Linked DNA regions of Homo sapiens: region 2 is linked to region 1. A link is a loop called in an ENCODE intact Hi-C map of the cell type or tissue named here. Cell type or tissue: lower leg skin. All regions are shown on one strand. Links, peaks and the distances in the headings refer to the core of each region. The heading gives the core; the rest is flanking DNA.

Region 1 (17,085 bases), core at 3,611-11,610:
CTACAGTCATCACCATGCTAACATAAAGCAGGCCCACAGATGTTTTTCTCTTGGCTTCTTCTCATTCCTCCTGTAGGGAACATGGTGGAAGTTCTGACTGACCTCCGCACAGTCTTAAGTGATCTCCATAGAACTTGGCCTGGTCCGCTCTGTACCTAACACACATCACATTCATTTCTATCTAGCTGAAGTTTTCCCCAAAGCTGTATGTCCTCAACCACTTCCATAAATCTGTATCCTCTCAGAGTTCAAAAGAGAAAACAGAACGAAAGCATTCTTGCTTATTTTATTTTTCTTGAGTTTCTATTTCTTTTTCTCTCTCATTCCTGCATTTAATCTGGGTGGTGAGGAGACTAATGTTACTCTCCCCTGCCCCGCACATACCCTTAACCTGTCTGGCCACTTGCCTTTTCCTTTGGTCTATATTTCTTTCCATAGGCTCTCTCTTCTAAACCAAAGGCAAGAGTGCTCTTCAGCTTCCTGTTATTAGAATTGGTATATGCGTAACATAGAATATATAGCATATAGTAGGACTTTTTAAAATTTGGAGAAATACATATCATGGTTTTAAGAAAGTGAGCTTTGAGACTAAGAGATCACGCAAACTAAGAGCTAAAATAGTATATGCCTAACAGAATGTGTAGCATACAGTAGGACTTTTCAAAATTTGGAAAAATATATACCATGGTTTTAAGAAAGTGAGCTTTCTTAGAGCTGATCAATAACTTTCTTAAGGCATCATTTTCCCTCTTCCTTCCTGAGGTAAAAAATGTCATGGTTTAGCCTTAATAGTAGGGCTGAAATAAAATATAGGGTAGAGAGGAATTAAAAATCATATAAGTTTAATATTTGAAAATGTTATCACTGATGTGATTGTATTCTTTCTATTGAGGAAAAAGGCAGATAAAACATTCTACTTCAAAATATCAGAAATGTATATGAATTTTGTATATTTTGAGGTATTTATTTTTATATGCCCATAGTTCCTAAACTTTTAAATTTAGAAGTATAAAATGTGTGTTGAATGTCCAAGAAATGTAAAATAGTTAAATAATGAAAACATAGATTAATAGTATGCATTTACCAAGGTAACTTTGAGTGTTGTGGAAATGTGTTGCAGAAAATATTTTATCCACTAACATAACCAGGAAATATTGTAAATAATATTCACCATGACTTTATTTTCAGTATTGTAATTAATAAAATGTGGCTAAATAAATCTCTAAATACACCTAAAATATTTTCTTCAATTAATTAAAAATATGCATGAAAGAAAAACCAAGAGTAAACTAGTTGTAATGCATTGATTAGTCGTATTCCGATTCTTGCATTTGAAATAGCCATAGTTCTCTTCAACACTACCTCAACAATGCCCACTGAAATTTCATAATACTTTCTCATTTCAATTCAAGTTCTGCAATACTCTAAAAATTATATTTCCAAATCATCATTCTGATTATGCTATCATGCCTTTGCAATTAGTGTGATATTCTGTCTCTTTATAATCACTCCAATCCCATCTATCTCATTTTCATCTATTCTCACTCTCATCTATGCATCCTCTTATCCAGACTCATTGAACTAGTTCTTACAGCTGATAGGTGTGAGCTTTTTAGTAGCTTACTTGAGCTGTACCAAATGTTGCAAAGATCACTAAGATAAATTTCAGACAGAAACAACTAAGCTTAGATTTGTGCAGTGTGTCTTCCTACAGTGAATTAGTCTAGAGGGAGAAAACTGATCCAAGATGAGCCAATTAGGTGTTTTCTTCTAGAATTTTCAATTGAGATGAAGAGAGCCTAACTCATCTAGTTTTCCAGAATGTAGGAAGTACACATCTGAAAACTACAGAATATGCATCTTGCCTGTGTTCTGAGAGTTTGAAAGGGTTGGTCTTCAGAAAGAGAAAGTATACCAAAAGCGTTAGAGACAAGGGACCATTAAAGCCTCAGAGTTTATCAGTCCTTGATCCCAGTGCTCCTGTGCTTCTGCTCTTAACTTTTGTGGACACACTCCTAAATTCTCAAAATAAATCCTTGTTTTGAAGCTAATTTAGATACTTTCTGTGGCTTGCAACCCTAAAATATTCACAAGTACATGCCCTGATCAAGAGTCAGGCGGGGCACAGTGGCTCACGCCTGTGATCCCAGCACTTTGGGAGGCTGAGGCGGCCGGATCATGAGGTCAAGAGATCAAGACCATCCTGGCCAACATAGTGAAACCCTGTCTCTAATAAAAATACAAAAATTAGCAGGGCATGTTGGGACACGCCTGTAGTCCCAGCTACTTGGGAGGCCGAGGCAGGAGAATTGCTTGAACCCAGGAGGCAGAGGTTGCAGTGAGCCGAGATCGCACCACTGCACTCCAGCCTGGGTGACAGAGTGAGACTTCATCTCAAAAAAAAAAAAAAAAAAAAGCGTTAAAGGTGAAGAAGATATTGACAATTTTAGAAGATGCATACACTTCACATGTGTTTCAAGATCACTTCACTAATATCTTTTGATTAAATTATGCAATGATTATTTCCAAGACGTATCATGACTTTCTTCATTTTCAGATCATCTTGTCCAGTCCTTACCACTGTATTGATATGTGTTATTTGCTATTTTCTACGGTGAGCCATCATTGGAAGTTGTTTTCTCATTCCCAGCTCCCCTTGCATGCAGCTATTTTTGCCAAATGAATATGAGCAGAAATGATGTCCATCATTTCCAGGGTAGGACCTATACTCCGGTAGTGGGATTTTTCCATGTTCCAAATTCCCATCTGACTGGCTATACACAGACGATGCCCTGGAAATTGAGGAACCAGATATTCCAATTGCCTGGGTTCCTGTTTCACCACATCAAAGATCACCTGTTAACCAGGGGTACATTTAGCCAATACCTGAAAACTGTTCTTCTATTATAGGAAATATAAGTTAAATAAAATGTGGGGATTTGTTTTTTCTCACTAAATGTACTTGACTATAGGCTCCACAGCATATAGGATGCTACAATGCTGAAAGTCCAAAACATACATTTGTTGATTAAGGGTATAAATCTATTGAACTAAAGTCATATGTTTATGCACTTGCCTTAGAGGAGTGTTAGACATGAATTCTAAATTTCTTTTCAAAGAATCAATATGTCAGTGTGTTCAATTCTTTGCCTTCTACTTTTAAACTTAACTTCCTCTTAAAGCAACCTTTTGCAATTACCTGCTCCACCCTGACTCATTCCAATTACCTGCTCCACCCTGACTCATTCCGATTACCTACTCCATCCTGACTCATTCTGATTTCCTGCTCTGTCATAACCATTTTTCCCACCAAACCTCTCACCCCGTCACTCACTTTAAATTAGCCAATTGGAATTAGTTTAGCCTGTGCAGTCTAACCCTAGCCAATAGGGGAATGACACAGCAGCAGGGGCCACCTGCTTCAGGGATAAGAACCCCTTCCCCTCCCTTGTCCAAGCGTGTGCTCACTATTGCTCCATCTGTAAGGGCCCACCCTTCTGTAGAAGTACCTTGCCTTGCTGAGAATTAAAAGAAAATTTTATATTTGAGTGCTATTTCTTTTGTGGCACTGAAACTTTACATATAAGAGGAGTAAATATTTTATATATCAATACATAGTAGAAGTAATTACAGTTATCTTTTCCTTCTCCCAAGACATAATAGGATTCCCCTTATTTAAGGGTGTTACAGGGAGTTATGTGGTAAGAAAGCAGATTTAGAAAACTGTAATTTGAGGGGGAAGAGAAAGTGCCAAATACTTTATGGTCTTGCTGCAACTGTGCTATTAGGGAAGTTAATGAATTGTAGTTAAGTCTTTGCCCCATGAAAATGCATACTTTGGGTTTTAACACATGAAAATGTGATTTATCCATGGCTTTAGAATGTAGCTTTTTCCTTAAAAAAAAGAAATAATAATCTGTGGTCCCAGCTGCTAGGGAGGCTGAGGTAGGAGGATTGCTTGATCCTGGGAGTCGCAGGCTGCGGTGAGCTGTAATTGCACCACTGCACTCCAGCCTGGGCAACAAAGTGAGACCCTGTCTCAAGAAAACAAACAAACAAGCAAAAATAAGTAACAAAAAAAGTAAAATTAATTTTATTTGGGGGGAAATATTATAGGACTGGCGAATAGTCACTGCTTGGTTAGGCTCTCTTGTCCTTCGTAGTGTGCCACCTAAGGAGTATCTGAATAATATGGTGTTTTGATATTTGCAGAGTTAAAAGGGCTAATAAAAGGAAGAAGAAAAAAATAAACTTTAGTGGTGGAAAAATCATGATGGCAAACTAGCATTCCACCTAATTATTTCTAGATCTGGCCTAATTTATATCCCTCAAAATAAACCCTCTATTTAAAATAAAAAAAAATAGAAACCTAATTTAAGATTTTTTCCCATTAAACTTAAAGAAACTTTTCATAAATTGGGACATTTTAAGACAGATGCAATTGGAAAGCAGCATGTTATATTCAATAATATATGATGACAAAATAAACTCACTCAAAGGAATCTAAAATATTCCTAAATTTTTTCTAGAAATTTTCACTCATTCTTAATCTTCTTTATGTGAACATTTCAATGCATTTTAAAATATCTGTTGTATAATGATTAGGTTTTTATGTTTTTTTATTGTATTTCAGTTAGCAAAGTTTGAAATGGCAAAAATGCAGTTTATTTTTGTACCATACTTAAGGTTTTAATTACAGATTTTCTTTTTTATCTTTAAATCAAACCCAGTAAAAACAGAGACAAAATTTATTGGTGTTATAGGCATTGGAATAAACCCATTTAATATCTGTAGCCATGAGTAAAAATGTAGATGCTTTTTATAGAAATCAAAAATTAATCTGACAGCATGAAGAAGTCGGGAAGGAAATATCAATAGCTACCAAGTACATGAAAAATCATTATCTACCAAGTACACTAACTAGACATTGATCAAATGATTTAATGAATAATTTAGTTAATTTTACACTTGCTTTGAAAAGACGACCCATCAAATAAAAAAATGGCTGGCTGGGTAAATTAAACTTTTACTTTTCATTTGAATACATAGTGCAAGCTATGTATAGTTGTGGCAGAACTATTTTTCTATGTATTTGTTTTCTCCTAATCATGGTCAAGTGTTGGGAACTTATGCCCAGAATATTCATTATTCCCTCATTATCAATAAATCATAAATATATATTGTTACATGCATCTTGGTCTTGGTTTGGAAAAATGAAATTCAAATAAACAGAAAAAAATGGATTTACATATTCTTCTTCTTTGCTCTGTTCTCAACAAGTAGTGATTATTTGAGACTTTACATCACAGTCATTAGTAAGTATTTTGGAAACAGTAAGAAATACAATAACGAACATTGGGACTGTTATATTAGTTCTGTCATTAACTTTCTTTGTGAGACCAGTCAAGAAATTTAATCTCCGGTTCTCAGGTTTTTAATGAAGATAATTTTTCTACCATATCTCAAGAGTTGTTACAAAACTAAAAAGAGATAATGTTATATAAAATCCTGTTGAACATAACTATTTTTTAATAATTATACTTCAAGGTTTGGAGCAGATACACTTTCCATTTTCTTTCCTTCATGAAAATGAGTGAGGAGTCTGTTTTAAAAAGAAGAAGAAATGATCAAGAGCAAGGGGCTCAAACCCCACGAGAAATCACCTATTCACCAAAAGAGGGGAAACTACCTCTTGACACACAACGTGTTGAAAGCTCTTTTTAAAAGCTCTGTTTAGAATACCATCTGGTCCCAGCATGCTTCATAAAGCAAAGAAAAGAGAGGATGATGGGGCTTGGCACATCTACAGCTCTCCCTGTTAGTGAAGGAATGCTCGCCATAATACTGGCTAATGGATGAAGAGCAAAATACAAAACAAGGAGCAGCAAGTGGGACCCAGTTCGTTAGGCAATGTCACCTACATGTAAATGGGGTCATGATCAACAGTATCTCAAAGACTAAGCATGCTTATGGGCTTCAGGATGTAGAAAACATCCTGAGTATCCACTAATAGGGTCTGGAGTAATAGACTTGAAAAGCAGCATTACTGAAAGAGTGAACAGATTGCTGGGCTGAACTACCATGGTGAGAGCCAGCAGCGTGGTGCCAAAAACAGTCAGGACTGTTATGATACCTGAGTTAACACAGAGATGATGCCAATGTGCCCAAGCATATTTTTTAGAATTAGAATGGCCCTTTAGTTAGAAATAATAATAATAAATAGGCAGAAGTAGTTACCTTAAGGAATCATGTTAGCTTAATGCTTTCTTTAAGGGGATACATTGTATAGGAGAATATACTATTTACCTAAACAGTTAGTATTGGTATTTACCTCACCATTCAAAACTCTCTAAATGGAAAACAGCCATATTATGACAGGAGTGTCAGACTGCTTTTTTTTTTTAATGCTTCTCATTTCATTTTTTTACTCTTTGTTAGTTCCTTTACAACATAAAAGTTCACTCTTTAATGTCATAGAATCCTGGTTATTGGATCTTGTAAATCCTTGGGAAAAAATCTCATTTTTCCACTTACTGTCATACTTATGGGTAAGATACACGCCATCTGTCCAAAAAACACGTGTGTACATACATGCATACACACGCCTGTGCATACATACGCACGTGTGTATGCATATATATATACATGTGTGTACACACATACATAAACATGCACGTGTGTGTGCATACATACCCACATGCACAGTGAATCTCAGAACCACCTGTGCAAACAAATCTTACAGTCTGAGATTATCGTGAACCTCTGGGGAAAGGTGGCTAGTTTCTAAGTCAGAATTGCAGAATCATTTGATGTCCATAAACAGTAATTTTCCTTGACTCATTCTGCAATTAAAAGCAACTGAAGTGATACAATGGGAATACTTGGTGAAATACTCAGATACAGCATTCAGAACAAGATGTAGGAAGAGGGAGAATGTAGTCATGATAAATATCTTCATTTGCAACAAAAATCACATAGCAGAGATTTGCAAGTAGAAAGGAATGCAGTGATTTGTACTGATTTTTTTTTTTTTACCAACACACAAATGAACAAAGGAATGTGAACAATGAAAGAGCTGAACTGTCAAAGCAGCAACCTCATTAGACCTGGGTAAGAAATTTTCTCTAACAACTATGGCAAGTTATTTCCTCACTGAGCTGGAGAGGGCAAGGAGGGAAAATAACTGTAAGTTTAGTATGATTATTAAAAAACCTAATGAATAATTATAGTCCATTAAATTATTGTCTTGACGATTTTACTAACATCTCCTGTAGGTTCCATCCCACCTACTTTCCCTCTCCTCCCCTTATGCCTTTTTTCCCCAACTGTACTTTATAGATACTAACCAAAAGAAAAAAGTAGTTAGGTGACAGGATTTGCTTTATATACAAAAAGATGTTCTGAATGTTTTATGGTCAGGAGAGGGTAGGTTGCACTGCAATAACAATCTCCAAAACTCAGTGGCTTGGCACCTCAGGTGTTTGTTTTTTGCTCACACAAAGTCTGCTATAGTTTGGCATGACTTCAGAACAACAGGCCCTATGAAGCAACTCAGTTCATGTTGCTTTCACTTTTTGAACTCACCGTCTCAATATATTGTTTCCTCCACCATTACCATAGCAGGCATGCAGACAGAGACTGGAAAATTCATCATGAATTCTTCACAGTCTCAGCTAAAAATTGACAGACATCAAATCTGTAACCACCTCATAGACCAGACAGAATTAGTCATAGGGCCTTGTTCATCTGCTAGGGAGTTTTAATGTGCTGTTCTTTCTGTGCATAGATGGGGAAGATAAGTAGATGCAGAAAAACCCTCAAAATGGTTAGTAAAATACTTTCCTTTTGCAAAATTTTTATCTGCTTTTATAAATGTTACCTGGACAAGATTGGACATTCTATATAATTTGCAAAATGTCTTTTCTGGACAGTTTATCTCTTGTTTGCTTCCATTCCAAAATTGATTACATATTATTACAAATAAAATTATATTATTGGTTGCTTTGAGATTCATGTAATTAATGATGTTTTTCTTTCTTTCTATGTCATCTATGATGTGCTTTTACAATATGATTTGCATATTTTATAAGGACAAATCAGAAAATACCGTGACTTAATTGCTATATTCTTCATCCTTGCACTTTGTGCATATACAATACAATAAACATTTTTACTGAAATTATGCTATTCTTGGTCAGTTAATGTGCTTAAATAAAAGCATGTTTTAAGTTACTATTTCCAAGTTAAGTAGTGTATCAATTAAATTAGTACAACTGAGCTGATTCTATTATAAAGGCATAAAAACTGATACATTAATACTGGGAAGATAGTAGTATCAACAAATAATAAAATTCATCCAAAAACTTAATGTTCATTAACATTAAGTTCACTAACATGAAAATACGTAGTTCACTAACATGAGAATATTTTGCTCATAAAATGAAAATGAGAATGACTTTTACCAGTGAGTTCAGGGGCTGTAGTAAAGCCTTCTAGCAGAATGTATCCTATGTTTAACAGAATATTTGTCCTTGTTTTCCTCTCTGTCTCAGCCAATCATCTTGAAAATGGTGACAATATTCAGTGTCTTTTTTTTTTGCAATTCATTACCAACTCTCTCCTATCGTTTCACTGAAACTCCTCTGGTAACCTGCACCATTAATCTTCATATCTCTGTATTCATTGGACACTTTTCAGTCCTCATTCTACAATGATCTCATTGCATTTCACAGTATTGATCTTTTCTTACTCTGGAAAACTACACCCTTCTCTTCTGTGATACAATATTTTTCTGATTTTTCTTCCACTCTATTTGATCTTTATTCTTGGTTTGCTTTGTCAACCTTTTTCTTCCTCTCCCCATTACATAGTACTGATTTCCATGATTCTCATTTCTGCTTACTGAGTCTTTGTTCTTTTTAAATCTTCCTTTCTCTTCTGGGTGATGATTTTACTGTCATATTTTTAACAAAGACTATATGCTAGTAACATTCATATCTATGCATCTAATTTTAATCTAGCATCTGGATTTCATATCTTCAAATGAAAGCGCTTAATGGACATACCTTTCTGGAAGTTCTCCAGATACTTCCAGTTCCACAAGTTCACTTCATCTTACCCTCCAGATTTATACACTTGAATATTATCTCATATATTGGCACTACTGTCTACACTGTTACACAAAATAGTCATCCTAGATGACTGTTTCTTATTGTTTAAATCAATCAATTTATAAGACCTTATAATTTTATTTACACAAAATTTCTCATATCTAGTGGGTCTTCTTTATCCAAATTAACGAGACCCTAGCTCTGGTTCTCAATATTATCTTACCTAGATTACTGCAATACTTCGTCACTCAACTTGCCAACTCTAGAATTCCTGCTCTCAATACATATACTCTGATTATTTTTTTACCTCTGCCTGGAATATATATTTCCTAATTCTTTCCCAAGTCTTCTTTTCATTGATTATTACTCTTCTGTTAAGTTTCAGCCCAGGCGTAACTCTCTTTGAGGGGAGGCTTTCTAGACTTTCAGGGGAATCCTGGGCAGGCCAGCTTTGTTTGTTTATTCATTTCTTCAGCTTATGTAATGCTTACCTTGCTGCATTTAACATTTGCTTTATACATCTCTCTTTTCGGTGAGTTGCTGGCTCTTTAAAGGCAGACATCCTTGAAGTACTGGTGCTGTGGACGATGTCATTTCCATTCTAAGAATTCAGTAAGTGCCAGTTGAAGTAGACTGTCCTCTCCTTGCCAGCTCACCTACGCCTGCTTCACCTCATCAACTTCTCGCAAATAAATCTTTCACCCCCTTACTCTTTTCTCTGGGAAGCTTCATTAAAAAATTTATATTTATGTTTAATGGAAAGAAAAAAATGCACCAGAACTTTATAGAAGCCATACATTTATCTTCCATTCGATTCAATCAACTTCAGTTAGCCAAGAGGTAAAAATAGGTCCACCAGATGAGAAAGGCCTTTCTCTATAGGCTCTATAAGGAAGATCAGGCTGAGTAGGGAAGGGTAGGATACATGAGTGAAGGAATTAAAATTTAACGTCTTGTTAACCTTTTTCCTTTTTAGTTGACACATCATAATTGTACATATTTATGGGATAAAGAGTGATATTTCAATATATGTCTATAATATTTAATGATCAAATCAACATAATTAATCATCTTTATCACCTCAAACAATTATCATTTCTTCCTGCTGTGAATATTCAATATCCTCTTTTAGCTTTTAGCTTTTTGAAAACACACACTAAATTATCGTTAGCCAGATTCACCCTAGAGTGCTACAAAACAATAGAACTTACTGCTCCCATCTAGCTGTAGGAAGGGACTGGGGCTAGTTACAAGTCCACAGTCTAATTTTACAAAGTTTTTAACCACACAAAAAGTACTGTGATAATAAAGCCATTCCAGTTACAAACTTTTACCCTCCTCTTAAAATCGAATGATCTTTGAAAACCCTGCCTTCATGCCAACCACAGTTTCTACGATTTCCTTTTTCTGGGTCCTTTCTTTCATGGCCATTAGCCATTGCCAATTTTCACTTTTTAAAATGCTGGGATACAGGAACAAGAAAAGCAGATTTTTATTCCTTTCAGGGATTTCTCACTCTTCTTAGCCTTACTTCTAGGTCTCTGCCTATTTTCACCGAAGTAACTGTTGATAGCACTTCCTTTCTTTGAAAATAGTAATTAAAGATTCCTGTTTTCTTGGTAGGCATCTTGTTTGGAATCACTATTTTCAGTGGTAATTAGCTCATCAGAGCACTCAATACCAACAGTAAGTTAATATATTACTTCTTTTACAAATCAGCTACAGTGAACTATGTATCCAAATATTTACTATAGCAAATAGTATATGAATCAAGATTAGACAACAAATTTTTCAAGACAGTAAAATGTTATTTGCATGATGATAAATAGGTACACTGAGGTAATTGATATTTTTTCTGTCAGTATGATAATTTACATCTTCCACTAGGTTCAAACTGATCCAAAGCATGCAACAATATATTATAGGCAAACTTAACCAAGAAGAGAAAGAGAAATATTTTCTTAGAGAAATGTTCTTCTTCAGAGTAGTAAGAAATATTTATAGATAATGTGGATGAAAATCCAAAAATAATATTTTGAAATGTCCCATACAAGTTTTTTTTCTGGATATCATATTCAAATAATATTAGCACTGTTTAGACATCATGATCCTGTGTCTGCAGGTTTTATTTTATGAAGGAGGCTAACAGATGGAGCTACCACTTTGTCCTAACAGAGATTTTCTTAATTTCACAAGAGGTAGCCAGAAAATATAGACTGGAAAGATGCTTTTCCATACACCCACTCAGTAGTAGTTACAAAATGTCAAAGGAAAAAAAAAATAACTCAAGAGTTTTCACTTCTTCAAGCCCCATTTACCAAACCACTAGCATTACTTTGTTGTTCACTGCTCAGATTTTTATTATCCCCACTTACAAATGGTACCTGCACAGCCCAGAGACTAAATCGTTCCAAAATATCTTGTTTGCAGATGCTCTCTTGCTTGTTTTCACTCAAGCATTGATTAGCTAATACTCTAAATAAGGAGTCTGATTTACTTTCTTTTGACTTGATGTGATTATCTGTTTAATGACTCATATTAAATATTTAACAAAAATATTTGTATGCATTACACAAGTACAATTTTGAAAATATTAGCCTTAAGTTAATTACTTACGTTTAATCTTTCCACTTCATGGGAATATAGTATAATAAATATCTTTACTACAATCATGCCATACTTGGGAAATGTATGTTTACAAAAAAAAATTATAAAACTAAGCATTGGTAACTATTCCCTAGTAGAACAGGGTATCATTAAAATCATTATATGTGCTATACATGCAGATATAAATGTAGGTATCTTTAGAATGTAAAAATTCATGTTTCCCTTAAAATATTTAGATGTCTAATTGGATTGGTATAAGTAAACATGAGTAGTATGATCCATAAACATGTGGTTCCATTTTAATATAGTAATTTTTGAAGTATAATAAGTGAAATTATTTGGTAGCTAAGTTCACAAAATTTTTAATCAAATGAAATGTTCAAGATAAAAATAAGATACATAAAAGATAAGATAAAAATATAAGCTGATATCAGAAACACGCTGTATTATTTAAGATAAAGAATGACTGCAAGTAACAACTTAAATCATGGCGTGCCTCAAAAACAGAAGCTTATTTATGTTTGAATAAGTATTATTCTAAGATAAGCAGTATAGGGCTGATATGTCAGCTCCACTCCCTCAAAAAGCCAGTCTCCTCCCAGCTCAGGGTTCATCTTTCTAAGGTGTGGCGTTTGTTCTCACAACCCAAGATGGTTTCTGAATTTCTTGCAGCAGAATAAGATAAGAAAAAAATTGTCATGGTGTAACTTCCTTTTAAGGAAAATTCCTAAATCTCCCACATAAAACTTCAAATTCATTGGGTAGAAATTAGTCATATGGAGTCATCTGGAGCCAAAGGGAGACTGAGCAGTGTTCTTAAACTGGATGTTCATATGTTCAGGTACAAGCCAGAGTTTCTAGTAAGAGGGGAAAATGAAAGAATAGACATGAAGGACAACTAAGAGTCTACTGATCTTAAATTTTAATTACCATTTATAGAATCTGCCCTCAGGTAATTTTTAATATTTCATATTCAGAAATATTAAGCTAATAAAAATTTTTATTTGAATCATAATTGATAAATGTTTTACTAGGTTAAATAATTTTTTGAAGTGCATAATTATATTAAATGGGCCAAACATCATATTGTTTAGTATTCAGTTAATTCATTGCCTGATATATTAATATATATTATTGAGAACACTTTAAGGGATAATCAAATTGGATGTCGATTAATTGTTACAACATCCTTGGAGAGGGACCTTTGAGCAATGTGAGAATTATACAGATTGTACTCTGCTTTGCTGAAGTTAGAAAAATGTACTTGAAGAGACTAAAGTCCTTATGTGGTTTCGTGGAGTGGAATTACCAAGAGACTGCTTCCTAGTAATTTGGGGATATTCCTGTTTCATTTACTATACCTTCTGTATAATGCGTTTCACTGTGTTGCTTTCCGTGTTTCCTGTAACAGTTAAGCCCAAGTGAAAAATAAGGGTTTTCATTAACTTCACAATAATAACACTCTTCATTTTTCATGATTAAGTTTGTTATATCTTTACAGCCACTGTTAACAAATTATTTATATTCATTTTACAAATAGGAACCTGAGACTCAGAGCTTTTAAATCATCTAATAAATCACAAGACCTAAGTCGAAATCATGAACCAATGGACCTCAATGGTGTTTTTGCATACCGTTGCTTCCAGAAGACATGAGGTTCTTTCTCATTTCTGTTAAGCTTCTTCTACACTAGAGCAGAGTACATTTTAACTCCAAGGAGTGAGTTTGGTTTTTTTTTTTTTTTTTTTTTTTAACAACTTCTCTTATTAAGTTCAGTGTTTGTGTAATAGGGACTACTTTTTTTTGAAATATATTAATGTTTTTTCTCATTCACATTTCTTTATATATCCTTTTTCTCTAGTGATTCAGAGCAAGTGTTTTCTCAGAGCTGGCTTGCACTGATTTGGGAAAGCTGGTGATTAAATTTTCAGAAAATCTTGCAAACTGCTTGTTAAATGGAGGCATGTTAAAAATTAAATTCTGGCTGGGTGCGGTGGCTGACGCCTGTAATCCCAGTATTTTGGGAAGTCAGGGTAGGTGGATCACTTGAGGCCAGGAGTTTGAGACCAGCCTGGTCAACATGGCAAGAAACCCCATCTCTACTAAAAATTCAAAAATTAGCCAGGCATGGTGGCGCGCACCTGTAGACCTAGCTACTCGAAGGCTGAGGCATGAGAATGGCTTCAACCCAGGAGTCGGAGGTTGCAGTGAGTCGAGATCTCATGCCACTGCACTTCAGCCTAGGAGACAGAGTGAGACTCTGTCTCAAAAAAATAAATAAAAATATAAATAATTAAGTTAAAATTAAATTCTATGAATTTACAACTAACAAACTATAGTAAAACAAAAATAATAAATACAACTCATCCTTCTTAATTATTTTACTATGTTTTATTAATATCTATCCTTGAGAATGATTCATGTGCTGAGGAGTAGAGTGTGTATTTTGCAGCCATTAGATGAAATTATTTTCTAAACATCTATCATGTCCATTTGGTCTACAGTACTGATTAAATCCAATGTTTCTTAGTTGACTTCTGTCTGGGTGATCTGTTCAGTGCTGAAGGTGGGATGTTGAAGTCTCCAGCTATTTGGGTCTATCTCTCTTTTTAGCCCCAGTAAGATTTGTATTATATATTTGTGTTTTACAGTGTTGGGTGTTTAAATATTTGCAGTCGCTACATCCTCCTATAGAATTGACCCCTTTATCATTAAATAATGACTTTTTTTCTTTTTCTTTTTCTTTTTTTTTTTTTTTTTTTTTTTGAGAGAGAGTCTTGCTCTGTCACCCAGGCTGGAGTTCAGTGGCGCGATCTTGGCTCACTGCCAGCTCCACCTCCTGGGTTCACGCCATTCTCCTGCCTCAGCCTCCCGAGTAGCTGGGACTACAGGCGCCCACCACCACACCCGGCTATTTTTCATTTTTTATTTTTGTATTTTTAGTAGAGACAGAGTTTCACCGTGTTAGCCAGGATGGTCTCGATCTGCTGACCTCATGATCCGCCCGCCTCGGCCTCCCAAAGTGCTGGAATTACAGGTATAATGACATTCTTTTATAGTTTTTGTCTTGAAATATATTATATTTGATATAAGTATAGCTACTTATGTTCTTTTTTGGTTTTTATTTTCATGAAATATCTTTTTCCATCCCCTTTCTAAGTGTGTCTTTATATGCAAAGTGTGTTTCTGTAGGCAACAGGTTGTTGGGTTTTGTTTTTTATCCATTTAGCCACTCCATTTACATTCCATGTTATTATTGATAAGGAATGGACTTGCTATTGCCATTTTCAAGTTTATTTTCTGGTTTTGCGGTTTTCCCTTCCTTCCTTCTTGTTTTTCCTTTTATGAAAATGATTTTCTCTGGTGGTGTGTTTTAACTTATTTCTTTGCATCTTTTGTGATCTTCTGTACGTTTCTTCAAAATTTAAGGTTACCATAAGGCTTGCAAATAACATCTTATAACAGATTATTTTAAACTTATGACAACTTAACTCTGATTGCAAAAACAATTTTACAAACAAGTAAAGAGAAAATTAGTTAAAACTGTACATATTAACTGCATCCCACTTGCTTTTTAACTCATTTCAATTTATATTCTATTATACTATATCTTAAAAAGATGTTATATTATACTTACTATTTTTGATCAGTTTATCTCCTAGTCTTCCTACTCAAGTTATGACTAGTTTACACACCACAATTACAGTGTTATAATATTCTGTATTCGTCTGTTCACTTACTGTTACCAGTGAGTTTCGTACCTTCAGATGAATTCTTAGGGCTCATTAACATCCTTTCCTTTCAGACTAAAGAACTCTCTTTAGCATTTCTTGTAACATAGGTCTGGTGTTGACAAAATCCCTCAGCTTTTCTTTCTCTGGAAAGTATTTGAAGAATATTTTCACTGGATATAATATTCTAGAATAAAATCTTTTTTTCCCTTTAGTCCTTTGAGTATGTCACACCACTCTCTGCTGGCCTGCAATGTTTCCACTGAGAAATCTGCTGTGAGATGTATTGGAACTCCTTTATATGTTTTTTATTTGTTTCTTTTTTTTTTATTTCTCTTGCTGCTTTTAGGATCCTTTTTTATCCTTGACCTTTGGGTGTTTAATTATAAAACACCTTCAGGTAGTCTTATTTGGGTTAATCTGCTTGGTGCTCTATAACCTATTTGTACTTGAATATTGGTATCTTTCTCTAGGCTTAAAAATTTTGTTAATATCTCTTTGAAAAATTTTCTATCTTGATATCTTTCTCTGTCTCCTCTTTAAGGCCAATATATCTTATATATGCCATTTGGAGGCTTTTTAAAAGAACTTGTAGATGTGCTTCTATCTTTGAAAAATGTTCTATTGTGATCTCTTTCTCTGTCTCCTCTTTAAGGCCAATATCTTTTATATATGCCATTTGGAAGCTTTTTTTCAAGAACTTGTAGATGTGCTTCATTCTTTTTTATTCATTTTTCTTTTGACTCTGCTGACTATGTATTTTCAAATACACTGCCTTTAAGTTCTCTAATTCTTTCTTCTGCTTGATCAGTTCTGCTATTGTAAGATTCTGATGCATTCTTCAGTTTCTCAATTGAATTTTTTAGCTCCAGAATTTCTACTTGATTCTTTTTAATGATTGCAATCTCTTTGTTAAATTTATGTGAAAAGATTCTGAATTGCTTCTATATATTACCTTGGATTTGGTTGGGCGTTCTTAAAACAATTATTTTAAATTCTCGGTCTGAAAGGCCTTACTCCAGCATTGATCACTGGTTCGTTATTTAATTTGTTTGGTGAGCTCATGTTTTCCTGGATGGTCTTAACACTTGTAGATGTTTGTCAGTGAAGAGTTAGGTATTTATTCTAATCTTTGCAGCCTGGATTTGTTTGTATCCATCCTTGAGAAACCTTTATAAGTATTTGAAGGGAATCGAGTGTTGTGATCGAAGTCTTTGGTCACTGCAGACATACGTGCATTAGGGGGCACCCCAAGCCCCCTAATGCTGTGACTCTTGCAGATTCATAGAGGTACTGCTTTGGTGGTCTTGAGTAAAATCCAGGAGAATTCCCTGAATCACCAGGCAGAGTCTCTTGTTCTCTTCCTTTATTTCCCGCCAAACAAACAAGAGTCTGTCTGTCTCTGTGCTGAGCTGCCTAGAATTGGGGGAGGGGTGATGCAAGCACTCTGGTGGCCACCACTACTCGGATTGTGCTGGGTTACACCTGAAGCCAGTGCAGTACTGGGTCTTCTTTGCCCAAGGACTCTTAATTAGCAGATGATAAATCCTGCCAGTACTGGTTCTTTCCCTTCAGGGAAGATGAGCCTAGAAATGCTGTCCCTGAGTTAGGGCTTGGAATTAGGGGCTTTAGAAATC
Region 2 (17,085 bases), core at 4,673-12,672, 62 kb before region 1:
CCTACTAATTTAGGTTATTTTAGTCTAGAAATCATGCTTCCACAAGGGAGAATACTTCCACTAGGGGACCCAATTGTAATTTTCTTGAGGTTGAGACTGCTGCTGGCCAATTGGTACTCTTCCCTTTCAGAAATGGAGCTTACTTCCTTTCCCCTTTAATGTGAGCTGGATTTAGTGATTTGCATCTAGTCTATAGAATACAACAGAAGTGATATTATGTCACTTCCAAGATAAAGTTATAAAATGATTGAAGCTTTTGTCTTGGGTTCTCTTGCATGTTCCATCTCTCTTTGATCACTTGCTCTTTGGAAGCCAGATGTCATCTCACAGGGACACTTATGGAAGCCTATGAAATGACCCATGTGGTGAAGAACTGAAGACTTGGATCAAGTCCAGCAAAGAATTAAGGCCTCCCAACCAAGATATGTATGAACTTGGAAGTGGATCCTTCCTTAGTTGGCTCTTCAGATGAGACTGTAGCCATACTTGACAGTTTAACAGCAACCTCAGGAAAGACTTTCAGCCAGAATGTTCCAGCTAATCAGCCTCCAGATCTCTAACCCACAGAAACTGTAAGATAATAAATTGTTGTTTAAATCTGCTAAGTTTTGGCATAATTTATTATGTAGCATCAGATAACTAAAACTAACCAACATTAAAGTTGACCTGACCTACATTCACCAGGGGTTGGAACTTTGTGGCATTTGATCTCAATATGTACACAGCTCAGTGGAAGATCAGATTACACAGGAGGATCTTGCGAACAACTGAAAAAGCTTCTGCTTTGACTTGCATTAAATTAGACAGCTATTAGAAGGCTTTAAGCAGAATAGTGACATGCTATAATATATATTTAAAAGTACCACTCTAGTTGCTAAGTTGAAAATAGGCTATAGAAGGCTACAGCAGAGAGACATGTTAAGAAAGTATTGCAGTAATCTAGGTGAAGATGATTGTGTCTCAGAATAAAGTGTTAACAGTGAGTGTTGTGAAAAATGTTTGTATTTTGGATATATTTTAAAGTAGAACCAACGGTATTTTCTGATAAATTCAATATGGGTTGAGGAAAAAAAGAGAAGAATCAAAATGGTTCCACAGTTTCACCTGAGCAGCTGAACATTTGGAGTTACCATCTATTGAGATGTAAGTTGAAATCATGTGAAAAAGAGTCCAGGAGTTTATTTAAACATTTTGAGTTTGAGGCATTTGTTACATTTCCAGGCAAAAATATCAGGTAGGCATTTGGATATATATGAGCCTGTACTTTGGATGAAAGGTCGAGTTGGAGGTATACCTTTGGGAATTACTAGAAAATATTTTATCGTTAAAGCCTGAGAACTTGACAAGCTCACCAAAACAGTGTGTAGAGATAAAAAAGAGAAGGGTTCTGACCATAAGATCCTCTAAAATTAAGAGGCAAGGCAGAGTAAAGAGGAGGCACTAGGAAAAGAAGATGAGAATGAATACCCAGTGGAATGGAAGGACCATTATCCATTTCATCTGGATTACTGCAACAGCCTCTTTTCTTCCCATTTCTACACGCTCTCCCTTCCATTCCACAGTCCCCAAAGCAGCAAAACAAGTGTGAGTTCCTTTGTAAATCAACCTACAAAGCACTCTTGTTTTAATGCCTTTGGTAGCTTCTTTTTGCACATCCAAGCCTTGGTCTTGTATCGCCAAAACTTTCAATGGTATTCAGAATCAGTGCTTTATCCTGAATGTTTTCCTTTGGCCCTCCTGATTCTGATCTTCCATGCTTCTGACACTGACTATGTTAAATTCAGACTTTCTCCTTTCTGTCCTGCATATTACATGATTTGACAGATTTAGATGTTAGCATTCTGAACAACAGCATTTCAACTGACAGTTTGCTTTTAGCGTAGTTCAACAAAAAAGAACTGGGCATTTCAAGTGACACACTTGGTTCTTTTTGATATACATACTAGGAGCTGGTCCCTCTTCTGTGTGACGATTTGCAGAAAACCCCTTCAAAATAGGCTCAATAGCCCTCTCTATATATTTTAGCACTTAAAATTGATTAAATATTTATTATATAGTTCAGAAAAACATAGGCTACTTTTCCAAACCAAGTTACTTACAGGCTGGTAGATATCATTACCTTGTATTTAAATCACACTTTATAATTTGAATTTTATTCCCATAGCATTATCCATCACCTTAGTTATTATCAGTTAAACAAAGAACTTTGTTTTAGACAATAAACTCAACATAAAAATATATATATATATATGCTTCTTTCTAGGAAATTATGTCTACTGTTTTACTACTCTTACCACTTCTTTTACATTTTGCCATTTGTAATTTTATAAATGTCAGAACAATGTTTTATTGCATTCCTTGTTAGTATTGAAGTCTAGGAAATAATGAGTGCTACAAGTTTAATTCTTTAACATAAGACTTCTTTGTTTGAGCCGTATACACTCACAGATGGTAACAAGACCAGAAATGTCATTTTGAACAGAAGAAAAAAAATACAATCTTAGCAGTAATAGTGCACTTAAAAATGATGTAGGATCTAGCAGACAACAGTCATTTAATGAAAATCGTGGATGCTCTGTGAAATGCTTTAGCTGCCAATGGAAAATCCTTTTTTATATTTTGTTTATTGCCTTTTCCTTTTCTTTCAAAATTCCCTTTTATTTGTTTGTTGGTACATCGACTCCTAACACTACTGAGTTCCCTTACATAGCTGTTGTTTTTGTTTTCCTTTGAGAATTGTATATATTCAAGGAACCTAGGGATGCAGGGCAATTTTATTCTGGCCCTTCAGCAAGTCTGATTTCAATGTTACATGTTACTTCCATCCTCAGCATTCTCTCAGGCAGTTATTTTTTAAAAAATGTGTTTTCCACTTGCTTGATGTGTTTTTTATACTTTCATTTGCTGTCATGGATCATTCACTTTCCAGAAGTGCCTTCACTCTGAGAGGACAAACAGCCAGTGTTGCCTAGCTACATGCTTCACCATTACATTTTAGAGCACCCTCTTGGAATCTAAGTAGATTCATTCGTCTGAATAAAAAAAGGCATATCAGATTTCACTGTGCTCCTGATCTCCTCAGAAACAATTAGATACACTTATCTCACTTTGAAAAAAAATAAAGGAAATAGATCTTTTCTGTGTTCTGATACTTCCAGGTTTATGTACAACTGCAGTGCTTGATGGGCCCATGATAGTTAGGGAGCATTAGATCTTCCATTGAGGAGTATCTTATGTTTACAAATTCACTTCATGACTAAATTTAGATCATTTTTGACAGGTGTAAAAGTAGACTATTTCTTTTTTCGAGAAAATGATGTTTTAGGATGCTCTTTTCTTTCAAGTGGGTACTTTAATATTTGTGTAGAACTTGTCTCCATATTTTTAATGGGAGAATAAAAAAGACTTTATACTAGTAACATAAAGACGGGGAAAGTTAGAGGCAGAGAAAACTGAATTTATTCGCTACATTTTCACTATTTTAAATCTAATTTTCAGTGCAGTTGTTGTATTAAAAGCCACTTCATTGCTTTATGTAAGTACACATGTAGCTGCTCAAACAAATGCTACTTGGAATGGTTCTGTTATCTTATGCCAAACTCTGAAAATGCAAACCTGCTAAACCTAAACCTGCTGTCCCCCAAACCAGCTGCTTTTTTGGTATGAAGTTATGATAGATGCCTATGTGTGTGTATTTTTATTTCAGACTGAAATCTGTGAATCATCCTTGGCTCTCGTGTTCTTTAATCTTCAATAGTAAACAAGTCATGCAAATCCTAAGTCTGATGGTTATACTCTCAGATTTTGAGATTTGTGTCTTCCTTTCCAAACCCAAATCTCATCTTTACATTCATGACCTTCCACCTAATTGCCTACAGTACATTCTTATTTAACAGTGATGTCCCATTAAATTCACCGAACTGTTTCTCTGATTAGAAATGATTAGTAACTTCCCACAAGCTACAATTTATCCTTTATCCCACGATAAAGTTTATCCTGGGAAGGAAAGTACCTATAGCTTATCCAATACTGTTTCACTATTTCATGGTAAAAATCCACATTCCCGACCAGGCTCATCTCTTCTTTGCCTTTCAAAATGTTCTTTCCGTCTTCAATATTTTGGTATTTATTTCTTTTCTCCAACCCTTTAAAAATTTTCTGATATTTATTTTACTTCAATTTATTCATTTAATATATTATTTTGTTTTGTTATTTTATTTTTTAACAAAGTAATACTTTTGAAAAATCAAATATTACTAAAGATTATATAATGTGAAAGTAGCAAATCTCTTTCACTTTTCTCCTTCATCCATAATACTATTTTCTGGCATTCCATCTTTTTATTCAAATGGCTAATTTTACTTTTATTTACAGACATTTTCCTAAATAATCTTTATATTGGTATTTCTTGGCAAAAGTACTTCAGGCAATCTCTTCTTATTTCTAATCTTGGTAACTCAGAACTAAGCTCTCCTCCCTTTTCCTACCTTTAAATGAAGCAATGCATTATGTTTATGCCTCCTTTTTGGGCAACTTTATTATTTTTCCCCTAGAGTTTATCATCTCATTTTTTACTGAACTTTTAAAATGTACCCATTATTAACATGTTTGTTCTCAAAAATTCTGCCACCTGCCTATTTTTCATGTATTCTATCTTTTCAATTTCACTTCTTTTCTTGATGTCATTATTTTCAGGGTCTTTTCTTTGGTTTTAATATGGACTGGTTACTTTTTAGGGTTACTCAACTGCTGTCATACAGTTACTCACTTTGCCTGTGAGATAGATTCCGTCCTTTCTAAATCTCAAATTTTATATCTTCATTTTATGAGTCACACTGTCGAATAGATTTCCAACAAAGGACACATACAAAACAAAAATTTGTATTTGCATATCTGCAGTTTGCTTTACTCTAAGTTGCTACTTGATTGATTTTGGATTATAGAATTCTAGGTTAAATATAACTTCACTCAGAATTTTGAAATAATTTCTCTATTGTTATACCGTAAACTTTAAATTTGCTGATAAGTTATCTATTGCTATTTAGACTATTGATTTTACGTACATGACCTATTTTTATCTCTAGAATATTTTAGAATTTTTCTTTAATGCTTGTATTCTAAATTTTCCCATGATTTGCCTTTACTTATGTCATTTTCCCCCACCATTTATTGTTCTAGGCATCAGATAGCTCACCAAATGTCTTGTGGCATTTAACTTTAGGCAAAATTCTTTTACTTTTATATTTGTTAATTTATTATTTTCTCTGTCCTCTCTATAACTTTCATTGTTCTTCATCATGTTAATTAGTAAGCTGTTAGGCATCCTGAATTTATCATTTAAATTTATTATCTTTGTTTTCTAATTTATAAATCTTTCTTCTATTCCAATTTTAGATTCTCTTTGATTTATTCTCCTATAATAATGATGAAACAATTTTACCTATACTATTTTAAATTTCCAGTTCTTTCTTACTATTTTCTCATTTCATGCTGGCTCCATTTTTATAGATTTTATTTCATAGATATAATTTTTTGCTTCATTTTTAGTAACCTGCACTGTTTCTACTGGCTCTTTTTTGGTTTTGCTTTAATCTCTCTTTCATGTTTGAGATTTTTAAATAGAATTGTTTCATAAGCCTTAAATAACCAGTCATATTGATTAATTTATAAATATTTATTGAGCACCTAGTATGTGCCAAAGAATACTGTTTTATAAGATAGTAATACAATTTTTGAAAAACTTTTTAAAAAGAAGCATTGCCCTAGGATGGAGATGTTTAAAAGCTGATTGTGAGTTCTGGGTTTTATAATAGTATTTGCAGAACTGTTGTTATTGAACTAACTCTACCATAAATAACACACTCAATTCTGGAAATATTAATAACATAAAAAAACAGCTGTTTGAAAACTGGAAAGCAAACAAAACCAGGTTAAGAAAATAAATAAGGAGGATCTATGCTTTGAAAAAAGGGAGACATAATGAGAGAGATTTTCACCCAAGTACTTTCACCAGCACCGGAAGATAAAATTCAAGCAGAAAATTACATATTATTAACCTGAATACACAGAGTATAAAGTTCAGGGCTTTCTAAACGACTAAAAATTGAGGCCAGACGCGGTAACTCACGCTTGTAATCCCAGCACTTTGGGAGGCTGAGTCCTAAGGATCGCTTGAGTCCAGGAGCTAGAGACCAGCCTGGCTAACATGGGCAGAACCCCGTCTTTACAGGAAAAAAAATATATATATATATATTAGCCAGGCGTTGTAGTGCCCACCTGCAGTCCCAGCTACTCAGGAAGCTTAGGTGGGAGAATTGCCTGAGCCCAGGAGGTTGAGGGTGTAGTGAGCCGAGATCTCACCATTGCACTCCAGCCTGGACAACCAGAGTGAGACCCTGTCTCAAAGAAAAAATAAATTTTTTTTTGAAAGGCCCAATCCTGGGAAAGAAAAAAAGAGAACCATGTAAGAGAAGCTCCAAAATCTACACATAAAGTCTACTCAAATCGTTTGCTAACCCTAAACTGTGCTTGTACAGAAAAAACCCCTAACTTGCCCAGTAAAAAGCAACGGTTGTAAGGTTGCCGGAGATAAGCAGAGAATTTAGCTACTTTCCGGTACAGAGGTGACAGTTTTGAGCTCAAGTCTTGCCAAATTTAAAAGACCCAGGAAACACTTCGTTTTCCACTCACACCGAAGAAAGGACATATTTCAACATGGTTTCTCAGTACTAAGGAATTTATCACAAGACAAAGGGCAAATCTAAAAATGACTTGTCCTAACAGAAAATAAAACCATACCTTTAAAAGTTCAAGGCAAACCACCAGTCATTTAACAGCCTGCTTAACAAAATTCAACATTCCCTAGAAGAAAATACCAGAACCCAAAATATTTACAACTTATTAACAATGTCCATCATAATATGAAGCATTTACTAGATACACAAATAAACAGAAATTACGATGTAGCATTAGTGTAAAAATCAATTTAAGAAATTCACAAGTTACCCAGATACGGGAATTAGTATACAAAACTGTAAAATAATATGTTAATCCAGGTCCTGCAAGAGCACTTGCCAAGATACATTAATATGTGCAAGGAATTTATTAAGGTTAATTATTGTAATAAATTAATGGAACAGAGTTGTGAAAAGCTGGGGGTGGGGGGGCAGGTGCCATTGGACTGTGATGCAGGCCTGACCTTGAGTGAAGCAGAGAGAGAAGAAAGCTTAGGTGGTAGCATATTATACTGAACTGTAGTCCTAAAGAAGGCTTATGCAGTGTTCAGGCCAAATTTGCCCATCAAAGGAGTCCCGCATATTCCAAAAGAAGTCTCCCTCAGCATTACTATCGTGCTAATTCCTAGGCTGGGAGCAGCGTGTGGGGGTATATTGTGCTCTCCACACTTGGAGAGCTGGGCAATATGATCTCATGGCTGTCACTGTCCACTCTTTCACGACAGAGAGTTACTCTCTACATGGATTTGGGAAGCAGTTCAGCCATGATTCCAACGTATCACTTTTTTGAAGATAAGTTTAGAAGAGGAAGATTAGCCTGACTTGTAGTTCAATAGGATCATTCCTGTATTTCTTGGCAAGAGTACCCTTACTTTGGAGACCCAGCTAATTTTGCAGAGCCCATAATGGTCAGGATAGGAAGTACGAATTACCCAATGAAACATTGAAAGCGGTGGTCAAAAGAATTACTCTTGCATTCATCTGTTGGTCCTTGAAGTCATGTGTTATTATCTTAGGGACACTGTATCATGCAAAGGTCTCTGATTTAATACATTCCGAAGGGTGACACCCATCCTTTCATATTACTGCCATTGAGCTGGTGCTTCAGCTGTGCCTTTAGAAAGCCATTCCAACATGCTAGATAGATCTAAATGGTGCCGTATTGAGAAGTGACAGCCTGCTGGCAGCCCTCGCTCACTCTCGTGCCTCCTCAGCCTCCGCGCCCGCTCTGGCCACACTTGAGGAGCCCTTCAGCCCGCCTCTGCACTGTGGGAGCCCCTCTCTGGGTGGGCGGAGGCCAAAGCCGGCTCCCTCTGCTTGCCGGGAGGTGTGGAGGGAGAGGCACTTGCGGGACCTGGGGCTGCATGCGGCGCTCGCGGGCCAGCGCAAGCTCCGGGTGGGTGTGGGCTAGGCATGCGGCGCACTGGGAGTGGCCGGCCGGAGCCTCAGGCCCCGGGCAGTGACGGGCTTAGCACCCGGGTCAGCAACTGCAGAGGGTGCGCCAGTTCCCCCAGCAGTGCCCCTGGGCGCCGGGGCCTCAGCTGCCTCCCTGCCTGGCAGGGCTCAGGACCTGCAGCCCGCCATGCCCGAGCCTCCCCACAACCGTGGGCTCCTGCCCGGCGTGAGCCTCCCCGACAGAGTGCAACCCTCTGCTCCGCAGCGCTGGGTCCCATCCACCGCCCAAGGGCTGAAAAGTGCAGGCACTCCGCGTGGAACTGGCGGGCAGCTCCACCCGGTGGCCCTGGCCTGGCATCCACTAGGCTAATCCAGCTGGGTTCCTGAGTCTAGTGGGGACTTGGAGAACGTTTATGTCTAGCTGGAGGATTGTATATGCACCAATCAACACTCTGTGTCTAGCTAATCTAGTGGGGACTTGGAGAATTTTTCTGTCTAGCTAAAGGATTGTAAATGCACCAATCAGCACCCCGTCAAAACCGACCAATCAGGTATCTGTAAAATGGGCCAATCAGCTCTCTGTAAAATGGACCAATCAGCAGGATATGGGTGGGGCCAGATAAGGGAATAAAAGCAGGCTGCCCAAGCTAGCAGTGGCAACCCAGGTCCCCTTCCTGACCGTGGGGGCTTTGTTCTTTTGCTCATTGCAATAAATCTTGCTGGTGCTCACTCTGTAGGTTCACACTGCTTTTATGAGCTGTAACACTCACAGTGAAGGTCTGCAGCTTCACTCTTGAGGCGGGTGAGACCATGAACCCACCGGGAGGAATGAACAACTCCAGAGAGGAGGAACGAACAACTGCAGACGTGCGGCCTTAAGAGCTGTAACACTCACCACGAAGGTCTGCAGCTTCACTCCTGAAACCAGCGAAACTGCGAACCCACCAGAAGAAAGAAACTCCGAACACGTCCAAACATCAGAAGGAACAAATTCTGGACACACCACCTTTAAGAACTGTAACACTCACCGTGAGGGTCCGTGGCTTGATTCTTGAAGTCAGTGAGACCAAGAACCCACCAATTCTGTACATGGTATGTGTTATGATCAGCAAATCCAGTGGTCATATATCCATTCCCATACTTCTTTTACTGTGAAATGAGTCCCCTGGTCATGCTGTGTGAATATCTATAAGTCCCTGCATAGACTGGATAAAGCTTCATGGGCAGGAAAGAACACCTCATACCTGAAATTGGCAGCCGCCCTTCTGAGGATAAACTTCTGGTTCTTCAGTAAAGAAGGGACTTGATGTAGTTGAGTTATTAGGTGGCCAGTTGATGTCCTTGAGGAATTGTGCAATATGTGATGTGCAGTATTGGTCTTTGTTGCTGACATGGTCGACAATAACAGATGTAACTAGATAGACCTTGGTAAGCAGGAGTCAGTGGTGTTGGGCTGATGATAACCTCTGTATCTGCCACCATGGGACTCCAATCATGTTGCTATCATGTCAGTTTTGATGGCCAATGATAAAGGCTAGTTTAAGTGAACTGATCTATATGATCAGTACTTCTTTAGTGGTAGATGCTTCCTGTTGAGCATTAATATGTTATACAAAAATCTTCACTTTTCATGATTATTCGAATGACATTGTTCATCTAAATAACCCTCCGATTTTTTAGTTCTTTTCTAGGTCTTAACCAGGAACGATAAACAAATTCTCACATCAGGTCACTTCTCATTCAACCAAATAGGATGAATAGTGCATACTTACACCTGTGCCCATTGGGAAAATTTCCTCTCACCAGTGTCTTTCATGTATACTCGTGTATACTCTTGTATGTGGCTATGGTACAGCTGCTGTTGATTTTAGCTTTGCAACCATGCATCAAGCTAGCTCATATATAAGCCAAGTTTGGTCGGTCTTCTCCTCTTATTTTCATGAGGAGGAACAGCCCATAGAACCTGTGAACTCAATGTGAACGAGGTGATGGGTTTTAGAGTTTAACAGGCAGGACCACCAATCAGTTACCCTCCCTGCGGTCAAAGATCTGGTAGTTATCCAAAGTAATGTGTAGTCACTAAAAATAATGATAAATATTTTTAAAGATTCTAAAAGACAAAATAGATACAGTAGTTGATGAGATGGGTCATTTCAAGATCTTTCAAAACTGTGAAAAATAACTAAATGGAAATCATAGGACTAAAAAATAAAATATTTAAAATGAAAATTTTATTGGGTAATTTTTATAGCATATTGGACACAATAGAAAAAGGGATCAGTGATCTTTAAGACTTGTCGATTGATTTCACCACATTGAAGCACTGAGAGGAAAAAGTTTTGAAAAAAGTATAAAGAGCCTCAATGACCTGAGGAAACATGACAAGCAATTTAACATACATGTAATTGGAGGCTCAGAAGAAGAGAAGAGAGAATGAGACAGAAAAATATCTGAAAGATATTAGGTAAAAATTTTCCAATTTTGATTACAGATACCAATCCATAAATGGAAGGAGCTTAGCCAACCATAGATAGGGTACATATGAAGAAAACTACCTAGGCCCATCAGCCAAATTGTTGAAATCCAGAAGTTAAAAAAAATCATAAAAACAGCTAGAGTAAAAACATATTGCATAAAAGAGAACAATAATATAATGGCAACTGACGTTGCATCATAAAAGTAGATATTGAAAAACAAGTGACACCTTCCAGTGCCTAATAAAAAAGAAAACATCTGTCAACCTAGAATTCTATACGACATTAAAATATCTTGGAAAAATAGAAGTAAAATAAACATTATTTTATATAAACAAGGTTGGGAGATTTTGTTACCAGCAGAGGAAGTCATATAGGCTGAAAGGAAGTTACACCAGGTGAAAACTCAGACTTCCAGGAACTCAGAACCCTAGGCCGGACACAGTGGCTCTTCCCAGCACTTTGGGAGTCTGAGGCAGGCGGATCACCTGAGGTCAGGAGTTTGAGAGCAGCCTGGCCAACATGGCAAAACCCCTTCTCTATTAATGGTACAAAAATTAGCTGGGTGTGGTGGCGGGTACCTGTAATCCCAGTTACTGAGGAGACTGAGGCAGGAGAATCATTTGAACCCGGGAGGCAGAGATTGTGGTGAGCCAAGATAGCGCCACTGCACTCCCAGCCTGGGCTACAAGAGGGAGACTCTGAAAAAAAAAAAAAAAAAGAAAAAAAATCTAGAAATTGTAAATAAATGGGTAAATATAAAGGATCATTTTTCCTTCTTTTCTTAAATTCCTTAAAAGGCAATTCACTGGTTAAAGAAAATTTATAGCAATGTGTATGGGGTTTATAACACATGTAAAAGAAAAATAAATAATAACAACAGCACAAATGATAGGAAGAGGCTTAAATGGAATTATATTTTTGTAAATTTATTACATTATATGTGAAGTAGTATCATGTTAATTTGAAGTAGAATGTGTTATATTAAAGATTTATATTGAAACCCCTAAAGAAATTTACTTAAACACAATAAAGTAATATTGAAAATAATAATGTGGGAGATAGAATATAATACTAAAATATTAAGTTATTTGAAAAGAGAAAAACAAGTAGCAAAAAGATAAATAGGCAAACAAGTGTAATCAAAAGGCAGAGATAGGGTTGATTGCTATTTACAGGAGGCTCTTTATACATTAAGATACAAACAGGTGGATGATATATCACCACAAGATATACTGGGCAAACATAAAACATAATAAAGCTTATGTAAGCTATGTCCTTATTAGACACAATAGACTTCAAACAAGGAGATTTACCTGAAATAAGGAGGGTCATTTCATAATGATAACAACTCCAATTAATCAAGAAGACATAAAAATTCTAAATACATCCACCTAAGAATAGATAAATATGCAAACATAGTTGAAGATTATAATACACTTTTCTAGCAATTGATAAAAACAGTCATTAAAGATATGTTAGTATGGATATGAAAGATTATAAAATCTATCAACAGTTTAACCTGACATTTATAGAACATAACACCAAACCAGTTCATTATTTGAATCTTATAGGGATAGATGCATTTTGGAATACATAATTACTTATACTTTTAGAAAGACAACTTAGTATACATAATATTCAGATCTACTATATCTTTATCTATAATTATCTAAAAATCTCTAAAAACTACATTTTTTGATAAGCTTGAAGCCAAAGCTATTTTAGTGGCAGAACCTGACCCGACGTGAGGCACATGTTGTTTCTCAGCTTTCTCTTAGTGACAGTTGATGCTGCAACTAACTAATGGTTTACTGTTTGCTTCTTATTTTATGGTTTTATAACAGGGTGTCCAATCTTTTGGCTTCCCTGGGCCATGTTGGAAGAAAAAGAATTGTTTTGAGCCATACATAAAATACACTAACACTAATGATAGCTAATGAGCTAAAAAAAGAAAATTGCAACAAAGTCTCATAATTTTTAAGAAAGTATGAATTTGTGTTGGGCTGAAAGCCATCATGGGCTGCATGTGGCCCACAGGCCGCGGGTAGGACAAGCTTGTTTTATAATTAACTATACCATGAAAGGTTTGAGAAAGCTAAAGATGCCCCTGTCAGCAACAGTTAAAGAAAAAAGAAAGCATCTGTCAAGATCTAAAGGGCAGAAAACAGACTATTGCAGAGGCCTCAAAGCATAAAGTTGAAGACTTTAATGGATTTCCTGACACTAACAAGGCAATAACAGTAAACCTTATTTGTTCACCAAATGTGCATCAGTGAAAGTACAATAACACCAGAAAAAGCTAACATTGAAGAAATGATGAACATTAATGATGATTTGGCTGTTAGGCATTTCTTCAAGGGAAAATTATGAGATGGGAATATTGCTGAAATAGGTTTTAATATAGTGAAGCAGGAAGATAATTGTGAGAATGATGCTAATTTTGTGGGAAAAAATCTAGGTGATATGGTGAAACTGACCTGTTAACTGTTGGCCTCAAACAATGTTCTACAGATTGAGGGCAGTTGAAACAATTAGAAGCTGCTTGGATAGATACCATTGTTAATGCTCCAGATGACATTGAAAGAAGGCTTTAAAAGGCCATATCTCCTGAAAGCATTATGAAATGAAAGAAGCCAGTCAAAAAACACCACATACCATATGATTCCATACTTACAAAAGTCAAGAATAGAGAATTACATAGAGACAGAAAGTAGATTTGTGAGTGCTTATGGCTTTGAGGGAATGGGGAGGAAGGAGTGATAGCAAAAGAGTATGAGATTTCTTTTTAAGGTGATAAAAATATTGTAAAATTTATCTCAGTAGTTGGACATCAGCAAGATGGTGAAATAGGAGATTACAGCCCTCATACCTTTACTGAAACATCAATTTTGATAAACAACCGCTCATGAAAATATCTCTGTGGAAACTGGGGATTTTGGTAAGACAATTCTAGCACCCCAATCAAGCAGAAAATCTAATAATAGATGTATCAAAGATGATTAAAAAAAACAGTTTCACTTTACCTGCATCATTCCTCCCCAGAGGTGACACAGCTAAGTGCCAAGACAGAACCCCTCAGGCTGTGATTTCTTCCATAGGGTAAAGTGAGACTGCAGTGAGCACCTAGTTTCCCCAGCCTCACATATGTTGCCCAAGAGACCCAGATTACTGAAGGGATCTTCATGGCCGAATAGCTTTTAGGGAGCTAGAGAAGAAAAAAGGGTCAGTAGGTTACAGCAACCACCGTGCGGATTTAAAAAACTGGCTGCAGATCCTACTAACTGAATTGGGAACCCCACCAAGAAGCTCGCCCACAAACTTCACTGGATGTCTGACCTGCACGCCCCACCAACTGGTAGATACACATACAGCATTCTGAACACACTCCTGAGACAGCACAGGTGAGGCTCTGTGGATAGACTAGTACATGGGCCCTTGCAGACAGCACAAAGACAGCAACTAGCTTGACTCTGAATGATTGGGAGAAGGTACACAGTCTTGAACACTTTAGGGGACCGCCCTAGGGAAAATAAACAAGAGGCTATGAGCACCAGGCCTGACTTTGCAGGATTGAGAGAAGGCACAAAATTCCTAAAGCATTTCTCTCAAGAGAGAAAAGGAGCCACGAGGAAGTCACATCCATAAATAAGGCCTTGGAGAGACTCTTAGAATCTTTAAACTGGGCTGATTAGCGAAGAAATTTTTCTCCCAAAGACAGTCAGTAAAGACTAGAGGAGGGGACTGCTTGTTCAAATGTGAAGAAAGAACATGAAGGATCAAAGACACATAACATCACCAAAGGAACAAAATAAAGCTCCAGTGCCTGAACCTAAAGGATGAAAATCTATGAATTGCCTCACAAAGAATTCAAAATAATCATCTTGAAGAAGCTGAGTGAGCTATGAGAGATCAAATCAAATAAAGGATATAAGAAAAACAATGAACAAAATTTGAAATTCAACAAAGAGATACAAAGCGTTAAAAAAATAACAAAGAGAAATTCTGTCCCATAAGAATACAATGAACGAAATGAAAAAAAAAATCAATAAAAAGCTTTGGTAGCAGATTCAGTTAGGCAGAAGGAATCAGTGAACTTGAAGACAGAAATTTCTATTCAGCAGAACAAAAATAAGAACGAAAAAGTGGAGAAATACTAGGGGACTGATGAGACAATGAAAAAGTGAAACAATATACCATAGTCCATCCTTTTCTAGGGTGGATTTGCCTTGAGACCCCCAGTCGATGTCTAAAACCATGGACGGTACCAAATCTTACATATAGTATGGTTTTTCCTATACATACATACATTTAATAATGTTTAGTTTACAAATTAGCAGTAAGAGATGAATAACAATAACAAAATAAAATAAAACAATAATAACAATGTACTGTAAAAAAATTGTGTGAATGTGGTCTCTCACTCTATTTCTCTCTCTGAAAATATCATATTGCACTATATTCACCTTTCTTCCTCTTTGAATTATGTGATGTGCATTAACAAAATGCCTAACTGATGAGTAGAAGTGAAGTGAATGATGTAGACATTGTGACATAGCATTAGACTACCACTGACCTCCTTATGATATGTCAGAGAGAAGGACCCTCTGCTTTAGGTGATCCTGGATTATCCAGCCATAATGATATCAATGGTTGGATGTCAGGAGTAAATGTTGTCAATGGTTAGGGATCCTTGAGAGTTGAAGGTCTTTTTGGTGAAATGTTTTGTTAGAACCTTGTAATAGAAGTTGTCTCTTTTTAACTACTCAAAGTGTTGCTTCAGAGACTTTACTTCTCAGGTGATCACACCATTAATTTGAATGCTGCATTCCCTCTGAGGATCATATTTCACAATTTTGTCCTTTAAGGTCTGTGCAGTTTGAAAACCTTTGGCAAATTTAGGTAATGTCTACATTTCTGATTCAGCTTCAGTTTCTTCTTCCTCTTGTAGATGGCTCAACAAGTTCTTCCAATTTCTCATTTGTTAACACTTCTCAATGGACTTTAATATGTTCTTTCACATCGTCATCAAACATATCAGAACATTTTTCTTCACCAACTTGTCTTGCTGCATGAATAATTTTTCTAACTTTTCCCATTGTCTGTCCCTCCAACATCCCCCCAACCAAGACTTTAAAATCATGTATGATCTCATTCCATAAGTTAATCCGGCAAGCCTTTAGGTTTTATTTCATCCCTGGCAGTTTGATGAAAGTTATTGCATTAGCAATAGTGAATGATTTCCAGCACCACATTATGTCCAGATTAAGGTCTGAATTAATGCTGATAGAATGTGATCAAATACCAGGTGAGTATGCGGCCTTGACAAATGAAATGATGCCCTGGTCAAGGGGCTGAAGTGATGCAGCATTTGGAGTTTTACAGACAACCTTGACATTTTTATTTTCATACCAAGCAAATTCATCATCAGCTCTATAAATAGCTTAACATCACTTCAGGTCATATTTTACCAACAAATGACTTTGCGTCAAATTTTTTTAAAGTTCTTTCTAGAACATTTACATTGCAGAAATGCAGAAAAGGAATTATTGCTCCTGAGAACAAAGTGACAATTGATATCCGAGCTGTCCAGTAGATATATACACTTAAATTTTCTATTTTCTGGTAGCCACATTAAGAAAAGAGAAACACATAAAATTAAATTTAACAATAGTTTTATTTACCCATTATATTCAAAATATCACCATTTCAACATGTAATCAATAAGAAATTATTAATGAGACATTTTACATTTTTTCATATTGCGTCTTTGAAATATAACGTAATTTTATCCTTCCAGGAAAATGCATTTTGTACTAGTCACATTTCAAAAGCTCAAAAGCTACATATGCCTAGTGCTATCATATTGCACAGTGAAGATCTATGTAACTAGAGGTGTATCTAATGTAACATGGTAGTAGTATTGGCAAAAAACCTCAAAATTGAACACTAAAAATAAACAGGACTAATGGAAAAAATAAGAATGGAATATATATATCACTCAAAACCCATGCAACTTTGGTAAACTGAGCCACAATGAATCAATGATTTGTATCTGGAAAAATAGCACAAAAAGCCCAGTGAGGCAGCTCAGCTTCCAGAATTAATTTTAAAAGTTCAGAGTAGTTATATTGGCAATATTTTACATAGAATCGAGCTGATCTTGCCAAGGGAGTATGGATGGAAATATTCTGTTAGCTATATATTTGTTTCTTTTAGATGCACTTTACCTGTTATTTCTAGTTTGCTGGGAGTTTTTGTCATGGATAGATGTGTATTTTTGTCAAATGCCTTTTCTGTATCTACTGAAATAATCATATGATTGTTTTTAGAGTGTTGATATGGTTAACTGAATGAATTATTTTTAATAGACTATTTTTAGAGCAGCTTTAGTTTAGCAGCAAAATTGAGTGGAAGATACAGAGATTCCCTATATATTCCCTAGCTCAATACATGCATAGCCTCCCCCATTAACATCCTGC

The links. Hi-C counts contacts between places; a loop is a spot of excess contacts. Peaks named below come from ENCODE experiments on the same cell type or tissue, not always from the same donor. Only the 100,000 strongest peaks of a DNase experiment are listed, where the experiment ranks them.
Region 2: a loop joins it to region 1, with 10 times the contacts of the local background. A loop is called at or near these places in 2 of 110 quality-filtered maps.

What each region holds. Positions count from the first base shown.
Region 1 is chr3:87,430,345-87,447,429 of GRCh38, forward strand. No RefSeq gene overlaps it. Among named protein-coding and RNA genes, the nearest start is that of POU1F1, 160 kb to the left of the region's middle. In lower leg skin, for the core only: no CTCF peak of the experiment used is centred there; no DNase peak of the experiment used is centred there.
Region 2 is chr3:87,367,250-87,384,334 of GRCh38, forward strand. No RefSeq gene overlaps it. Among named protein-coding and RNA genes, the nearest start is that of POU1F1, 99 kb to the left of the region's middle. RefSeq lists a silencer at 6,517-6,717. In lower leg skin, for the core only: no CTCF peak of the experiment used is centred there; a DNase peak (open chromatin) is centred at 8,032.